2 separate regions of the Homo sapiens genome follow, and region 1 is linked to region 2. A link is a loop called in an ENCODE intact Hi-C map of the cell type or tissue named here. Cell type or tissue: CD14-positive monocyte. All regions are shown on one strand. Each heading gives the region's core, and the rest is flanking DNA. Links, peaks and the distances in the headings are about the cores only. Region 1 has its middle 51 kb from the start of PPFIA2. Region 2 has its middle 11 kb from the start of LINC02426.

The links. Hi-C counts contacts between places; a loop is a spot of excess contacts. Peaks named below come from ENCODE experiments on the same cell type or tissue, not always from the same donor. Only the 100,000 strongest peaks of a DNase experiment are listed, where the experiment ranks them.
Region 1: it touches region 2 in a loop (2.7-fold over the local background); 1 of 110 quality-filtered maps calls a loop at or near these places.

Annotation. Positions count from the first base shown.
Region 1 is chr12:81,808,319-81,812,717 of GRCh38, reverse strand. No RefSeq gene overlaps it. Among named protein-coding and RNA genes, the nearest start is that of PPFIA2, 51 kb to the right of the region's middle. In CD14-positive monocyte, for the core only: no CTCF peak of the experiment used is centred there; DNase peaks (open chromatin) are centred at 1,427 and 2,277; H3K4me3 peaks cover 1,391 bases; H3K27ac peaks cover 552 bases; H3K27me3 peaks cover 2,339 bases.
Region 2 is chr12:81,940,897-81,945,295 of GRCh38, reverse strand. No RefSeq gene overlaps it. Among named protein-coding and RNA genes, the nearest start is that of LINC02426, 11 kb to the left of the region's middle. In CD14-positive monocyte, for the core only: no CTCF peak of the experiment used is centred there; a DNase peak (open chromatin) is centred at 2,475; H3K4me3 peaks cover 2,228 bases; H3K27me3 peaks cover 2,219 bases.

The DNA of each region.
Region 1 (4,399 bases), core at 222-4,221, 130 kb after region 2:
GTTCTCTGTGTTTTTGTGTTGATTCCTTTTCATCTTTGTGGGCTTATCTACCTTTAATCTTTGAGGTTGCTGACTTCCTTGTGGGCTTGTTATTGTTGTTTTCTGTTTGTTTGTTTGTTTTTCTTTTAACAGTCTGGCCATTCTTCCATAGGGACATTGCAGTTTGCTGGGGGTCTGCTCCAGACCCTCGTTGCCTTGCTTTTTCCTGTACCTGGAGGTATCATCAGTGAAGGCTGTGAAACAGCAAAGATGGCAGCCTGCCCCTTCCTCTATAAGCTCTGTCCCAGGGGAGTACTGATCTGTTGGCAATCCCAATGCACCTATTGGAGGTGGCTGGAGACCCAGGTTGGGAAATCTCACCCAGTCAGGAGGAACAGGATCAGAGACCCATTTAAACAAGCAGCCTGGCTTTTTGGTTGAGCAGCTGTGCTGTGTTGAGGATTGCTTCAGCCCCTGATTGGTTTGGGCTCTCCAGGGCCCACAGGCTAGACTAGCTGAGAAGTCCAAATGGCCAAGGTGGCGGCCTGCTCCATCCCTCAGACACTTCATCCCAGGGAGAAATTAGAGCTCTGTCAGCCTGGTAGAGCACAAATCGGGGTGGCCAGAGTCCCTGGCTGGGAGGATCTGCCCCATAAGGAGGAGTGGATTGGGGTCCCGCTTAAAGAAGCAATCTTTCCATGCCTCGACACAACAGCTGTGTCATGGTGGGGAACTGCCTCTTGTCAGCTTGGACTCTCCAAAGCATGCAGGCTGGAACTGCTGAGTCATCTAACCAACCCAGGTGGTGACCCCCCACTCCCCAGGGCACTCTCTCCCAGGGAGAGATTATAGCTCTTCCCCCGATAGGTGTGGGCAGGTGTGGCTGGAGGAACGGGCTAGGAGATCCTGCCCAGTGAGAAGGAATGGATGGGTGCCCCACTTAAAGAAGCAGTCTGGCCATGATCTGGCAAAGCTGCTGTGCTGCGTTGCTCTGGGGACCCTTCCTAATCTGGAAAATTTAGACTCTCCAAAGCCTACAGGCAGGAATGGCTGAGTCGATCAAACAGCAGAGATGATCCCTGCCCCTCCCCCCAGGGGCTCCCTCTGGTCTCAGGCATGCTCTATTCTGTTGCCAGTGGCTGGCTGGAATTCCAAGCCAGTGGGTCTTATCTTTTGAGGTGTTGGCGAATTGGGGACCACAGAATGATGCTGCTCAGCTTCCTGAATTCCGCCCCCTTTCTGAGGGTTTGTGCAGACCTCCTGCCTTGCCTGAGTTGCAGACACTTTTTTTGGGAATCCCAGGGCTGGAGTAGGTATAGCTCCTGAGTCTCTGTGTGTGCCTGAGCAGCTGCTTTGCCAAGACTCCACACAGCTTTGTGTGTCAGACCTAAGGCTCTGGTGGATTGGGTTCACAAGGGGATCTCCTGACCCATGGATTGCAAAGATCTGTGGAAAAAGAATGGTTTCCAAGGGTTGCACAATCACTCACCACTTCCCCTGGCTGGTGGTGAGTGTTCCCTTGGCTCCCTGTTGCTCCTGGGTGGGCGGTTACCTCGCCCTGGTTTTTTTCATTCTCCGTGGATAGAGTTGTTTCCCATTGTAGGAATGGCTTCCCAGAACTACTTTTACTGTTCCAGTAGCAACTCACTCTACTCATGATACAAAGATACAAAGCAAAGGGACTTATTATAAAATAAAGATGTTTTATGGCATCAGAAACTAGAAGTATTTGGTGGGTAGTGGTGGAGAGAAAAAAATGTATAAAATATTCAGAGCCAGAAACTAATCTTTGAAAACATTCTTCCAATCTTAAAATCTGTTTATATGTATACATAAACACTATATATATATGTGTGTATATATATATAATATATATATATATATAGACAGAGAGAGAGAGAGAAAGAGAAGTAGTCTCACTATAGGTTTATGGGGCATAATACTACTGAGAATTAAGTCTGAAATCAGTGACCAATTAAACTCATCATCTGTTTACTTCCAGTATTGTCAAAGCAAGATGGTGCTCCCTGGAAGACTTAGTTTCATTCCAGGCCTCTGTGACTTCCTACTTGGGTGGTTTATCTGCTTAAATGACCTCCCAACCTACTCCAGGAAAACTCAGCAGCCAGCATCTTCATCTGCTTTCTGAGTTCCATCTCAGTTCATAAAAGAACTTTGGAGAGTCAAACTCTAGCTACATTGCCTAACCACGAAGTATGATCACTTATTCTGCTATGGGCACTCCAAGATTGATGTGAGAGAGAAGAACACCCGTGAGACAGTTTTATTGCACACTTCAAACAGGAAATGGAGTAGGATTTCCTCTGTCTCATTTATTTGACTCTCCCTTCCACGTAAATTCTAGAAAGGAGAAATTAGAACACAAATTTAACTACTTTCACTTCCTTCTCTATCTCTTTCTTTATTATGCTTTCATAATCCCATGAGACAGAGAAGGACTGGCTTATTGCCATCCTCTATGTTCCAGCTTCATTCTACTATGAACAAAAAGCCTTAAGGACTAGCAGTCAAAGGACAAAGTGGTATCTTCTCGATGCTATGGCTATGCCCCTTATGATTGTCCCTTAAAATATTAAATTGGCACTCAAAAAGCCTGATAATTTTTCCTCTCTCCATAGAGCCAGGTCTTCAAGTCCAATGTTTTGCTAAAGAGAGTAAGGCCCTACCCTTTTTTTCCCTAGAAGTAATAAATTTCCTGGCTTGGCTCTAGAGATGGGAAATGGAAAACCAAACATGACTTAAAGGGAAAATTAAAATGCATTTGGGTCACTATTTGCAAAAGATTAACCACAATACACAAACTGTGTCTTTCAATAGTTTTTCTTTCCCCTACCTTATTCCCAACCCTTGTTTTCAGGTGGGAACACAGAAGAATGATGTAAATAAACCCTAGGATACCTTAAAGGAATACAAAATTGATATTTTTTAATTTAAAAAGTGAAAACTTGTCCCACCCATCGTTAGTACCCTTGAAATAATATTAGTACCTTTAAAACTAATTTTATTTTCCTGAGACAAATAAATGCTTCTGACTGAAGTTCAAGAAGAAACCATATTTATGTGAGAGTATTGAAACTCTTATGCATGAGTAAAAACAATGGGAACTATATTTTTATCATCAATCTGTCATAACTTACAGCCTAACTTTCAGACGATACCTCTGATTCATTTTAATACATATTTAACTAAGCGAAACTTATGTTGGTTATACTATAGAAAAATTCTGTCATTCTAAAAGTAAAGACATTCTAAAAGTAAAGTAATAATAACACCCTTTAGTTAATCACATTTTCTATGATAGGAAGAAAGGGAAAGAATCTGCCTTATATTAAAAACCCTTTTTCAAACATTGCTACTATTTCTAACTATCACACTTCTATAATGTTTTTGCTTCATCATCATAATAAGTTGATTAAATTTCTTCAGTCAAAAATCTGGAAGGTAGGTGGTCAGGGCTATCAAAGCTGCTCAAGGGTGTCATTAGGAAACCAGGCTTCTTCTGTTGTCATTATCTTCCATCCTTAACGTACAGCTTTCTTCCTCATGGCCTTAAGAAAGCTGCTCTACTTCTGAGCATCATGTTCACATTCTAGACAGGAGGAAAAAGAAAGAGGGGGGGTCAAAGACAAAGCCATTTTTCAAGCAACTTTGACTTTTCATTCAGGAAATACAGCTTGAGGTGTCCTTCTACATTCTACTGGTCGCATCTGTGTGTCCTGGCCGACTTTGTAAGGCAGTTGTAAAGGACACCAGGATAAAGTGTTCAGCTTTCCAGTGTCCAAAGACGAGGAAGACAGGAGAGGCTTTCAAGGAGTTGTGAGTGAGTGAACTGCCAGCATCTGACACACTGACATGAGGTTGTCTTTCAGCATGAGTTCAAAAGTAAAGGAACTTTGAAACTATCCTTTCCTATCTACATTCATAATTATAAATTACATTGTAATTCTAAAACTTCCTGTGGAGCAAATGTTTGTGATTTTTGAATAAACATATTAACTAGTAATGTACAATTTTTACATACGATGTAGCATCTAGCATAGTTAAATATTAAGTCTGATCTATCATGACGGAAGTTTCTTAAGGATTGGGATAATAATTCTTAGTCAAAATCATGGTAAGCAGATAATATTTTCAATTATAATATAAAGATGTAGTTTGCATTTATTATTTCCCCAAAAAGCAAAAGAAACATTATTTTTCAACTGAAATTCTATTTAAACCTCAGTGAAAAAATCCTTTTGTCATCACATCAGAAAGAATACAAAAATAGTGAAAGGGAAGACTTATGAATGAGAATGAAGCCGATTCAGGAAAATGTCACATTTAACTCTTTTCTACAGGTAATATTCTTAATCATAAGTAGTTTAATGTATTATCATATATCTGATTATGTACTGTA
Region 2 (4,399 bases), core at 232-4,231:
TGCTTTACTTTGCATTGATTTAAAGTCTTAATGATTTGAGTATCTATTAATGTATTTGCCTCCCCATTCTTGTAAGATGAACTGTCTTCCTAATTCACAGAGAAAATGAAATTCACAAAGCAGAAAATTCCTCAATTCCTTGCCACCAACAAGAGTACTTTTCCTTCTTTGCATTGTTTCACAATGGAAAAAAAAAAGGAACTCTCTGGTAAATTTCTCCACCGTAATGTTATAAATAGATTCCAACAATTAAATAACCTAATATGTGGGGTTACTTTATTGCAAAACTAGTGAGATGCAGTCTGAGTCTTCAGCTACTGATACTGAATTCTAGGGGTCTGTCTGCAAGGTCCCAATCCATCTTGTTCTTGCTGCAGTTTGTCACCGTCTAGTAGTGGCTCTTCACCCTGGTGTAAATATGTTTGAAAATGATTCTAGGACCTAAAACTGGCTGTGACTTCTAGGACAGCACTTGTAATTCCAAGGCTGCTCCTAGTTAGTTTGCCCTTCACCTACTGGGACTAGTAAATACTAATAACACAAAAATATTTTCCACTGTCTGCGGTTTTCTTGCCTGTTTACAACCCCCTTCTATTGTATTCCCTTCCTCCCAGAAAATGAAAGCTTTAATCTGTTCCAGTTTGAGAATGGGAGCTGGAATGGAAGCCAGGGGCTGATTGCCCTGTGTGTTACACTATATGTCAAATTTCTCCTATCTTCTCAAACGTGTTCCTTAGGATTACCATATCCTCAATGCATATTTAGCACACTGCTGAGTACATTGTAGGATGTCAATTCAATTTTGTAAATTACGTGAATGGATGGATACATAAATGAATAGATGGATAATCCGTACAAATTGGAAGAGGCCATTATCCCGAGTACAAGAGGACAGATAACTTTTAGGGAAGAGGAACTTCTTTTTCTATTGAAACATGCCTATTCTTCAGGGAAGGAAACAATATGCCTTGGCATGGATTGTAATATATGTCACATACCACAAAGAAAAAAGAACATCAGATAATAGGTATTTAGTGTTCTTTTTTAAAAAATATATTTTTTGAGCAATTTTAGGTTCACAGTAATAATGAAGAGGAGGTACAGAAATTCCCCATCTGTTCTTGCCCACACACAGGCAAAAATCTCCCCTACCATCAAAATCTCCCACCAGTGTGGTTTAATTGTTATAGTTGAGGAACATACATTGTTAAGGTTCCTTTAAATTTTCAGAATGGTGTCCTGGGTGAATAAAGAATTATAATAATTGGGAATATGTTTAAATGTTTACTTCCAATTTTCATTTCCATGTGAATTAATTGAAGCAGTTTGATACAATTTTCTTATTTTGGAACAACCAGCATTATTAAAGTAAGTTATCATGGATTGAACAGCTGCAAGTTTTAAATTGAGCATGACTATTAAAGCAATGTATCTTAGGCTTAAAAACACAGTGCTTTATTTACATCGCTATTATTTAAAATGGGGCTCTGTTTGCTCAAAACCTTTGGGTTTTTTTTAAGTGTTAGTCTTTGACTTCTGCTTCTTTCTTTCTTAAAACCAGCAGAGAACAATTCCTATTTTCTGATTCTTTTGGAAACCCAGAAGCAACTCTCTAGAATAGGCATTTTATTATATGTCTGATAGATTACCTAGTTCACCCCAGTTTTTTTCATGCTGTCTGCTTTTATCCCCTGTTATTATTAAAACATCCTGGAACCCTATTTCTGTTTGATACATTCTTTTTAATGAATGGGGAAAAAAAAAGAAAAACTCCTTGAAATGTGTTTTCAGATTGTCAAGGGTTGGAGATACTTTGATATTTAGGGAAATTGATGAAAAGAAGTTTAGCTTTGTTATGTTAATTGTACTCGGCCTCTATATTTATATATCAAGACAAAGTTATCCTAGGTAATATTGTTTTGTTTACCTTTATCTTTCTTAGAGGAAAAAGATGGAGATAAGGAAAGAAGCTTGCAATTTTAAAAAATTTAATAATATTGGAGCCTCTCTAGAGGCTCAAGTGATCCTCCCACCTTTGCCTCCCTAAGTGCTGGGATTAAAGGCATGAGCCACTGCAGCTGGTCCACAGTGTTGTTAGGAAAGTCTAATCTGCAAGATCTTTGAAATACTTTAAAAATGAGTAACTGCTCTTTGACAATAAGATCTTAAAAGAGGTAGATATATATGATAAATGGAAGGAAATTAGGCAATATTAAATGAATGTTATTAAGTTTTAATATTAAGTTTTAATGTGATTTAATATTTAATATGATTTGTGGGGATTTTCTTATTGTTCTAAAATTAGATTAGGCTACTATGATGACATCTAGTGCTATTTATCAGTATTTCTGGTTCTCCTTTTTCTGGATACAAGGAAGAATTGCATCTTTCAGCTTTTTTGAAGATAGGCATGGCCGTGTCACTTTCTTTGGCAAACAAAGTGTGAGCAGAAATGGCATGTATCACCTTTGAGCGGAAGTCTTTGAGGAACAAAACATAATTTGTCATGTTCTTTTCTTCCTGTAGTGGCAAACCACAATATTTCAGGAAGTGGAATCTCTAGCAGCCTACAACCCTAAAAGAGGTTAAAGTACAGAAAAACTGCCGGCTGACCCAAGATGAATGTGCAGCATGAGTGAAAAATAAGCCTTTGCTTTAAATTACTCTGATTAGGGCCTCATGTAAAAATTAGTCGATTTTCACATACACAGGAATTTGAACAAGGAAGTAGAGATCTTCCATAAAAACTAAAAAGTAATATATGATATTCACTTATGAGCTGGTGGCTAGATAAAAGGCAATATATTTTATATGGTAACTGTGATAGCTAATACTGAGTGTCAACTTGATTGGATTGAAGGATGCAAAGTATTGATCCTGGGTGTGTCTGTGAGGGTATTGCCAAAGGAGATTAACGTTTGAGTCAGTGGGCTGGGAAAGACAAGTCTACCCTTAATCTGGGTGGGCACCATCTAATCAGCTGCTAGAATGACTAGAATATAAAGCAGGCAGAAAAATGTGAAAAGATTAGATAGGCTTAGCCTCCCAGCCTACATCTTTTACTGTGCTGGATACATTCTGCCCTCGAACATCATAATCCAAGTTCTTCAGTTTTGGGACTCAGACTAGCTCTCTTTGCTCCTCAGCTTGCAGATGACCTATTGTGAGAACATATGATTGTGTGAGTTAATACTGAATAAATTCCCCTTTGTATATGTATCTATCCTATTAGTTCTATTTCTCTAGAGAACCCTGACTAATACAGATTTTGGTACCAGGAGTGGTTCTAGAGGAATAGAATATTAAGGATGGAGTTCCTTTGTTGATTTTGGGTTTTCTGGAGTTGGCTGCTAAATATGATTAGACCCCAAAAATGCTAAGGACTCTACTTCTAATATTATGGAGAACACTGATAGTTCTTGGCATTAACTGTTTAGAGAGTTATGCAATATAAATGCATTTAACACTCCTGATTCACTGCTCATGAGAGGCAAGGAGTTTAGGGACTCTATATGTAATACCTTTGATCATATGTGGAGAACCAAGGACTATAATGAAGCTGGTTGGTTGCTCCTGAGTTCAGTGGACAAAGTGATGAAAGGAAACGATGAACTCAGGGATTCTAACTCCTGACCTTAGAAGCAAATACTGAGCCTCAAATCTATTAAGACTGCCCTGAGTGAGAGTCTCATCTCCTGTAGAGAAAGAGCTGAAATTGTGGGAAAACAGACACATGCTCTTATCATGCGAGTGGCTGACCTGCAACAAAAGGTGCATGCACAGCCTCGTCAGGTGTCTACTGTTAAAGTGAGGGCATTGATTGGAAAAGAATAGGACCCTGCAACTTGGAATGGGGATGTGTGGGAGGACCCTGATGAAGCTGGAGACACTGAGTTTGTAAATTCTAATGAATGTCTTTTGCCAGAAAAACAGCTGCCCCATCCCCAGTAGTGGCAACACCCCCTCCTCGACCCATGCTGCCATCAGCCTTTCCACCTTTGTCTGAGGAGATAAACCGTGCACTGACTGAGGCAACAGTTATGGCCTCTCCTGAGGCAGTTGCCAGGCAAGATAATGTTGATTCTCCTCAGGAACCACCCCCAACACACCTGTTTGCTTCTAGACCTATAACCGGACTAAAGTCCCAGCAGGCCTTTAGAGGTGAAGTTGAGAGTGTGACCCATGAGGTGGTACAGTACACTTAAAAAGAGCTCCATGAGTTTTCTAATTTATATAAGCAGAAATTTGGAGAACAGGCATGTGGATATATATTAAGGGTGTGGGATAATGGTGGAAGGAACATAGATCAGGCTGAATTTATTGATTTGGGCCCACTAAGCAGGGACTCTGCATTTAATGTTGCAGCTTGGGGAATTAAAAAAAGTTTCTAATAGTTTAT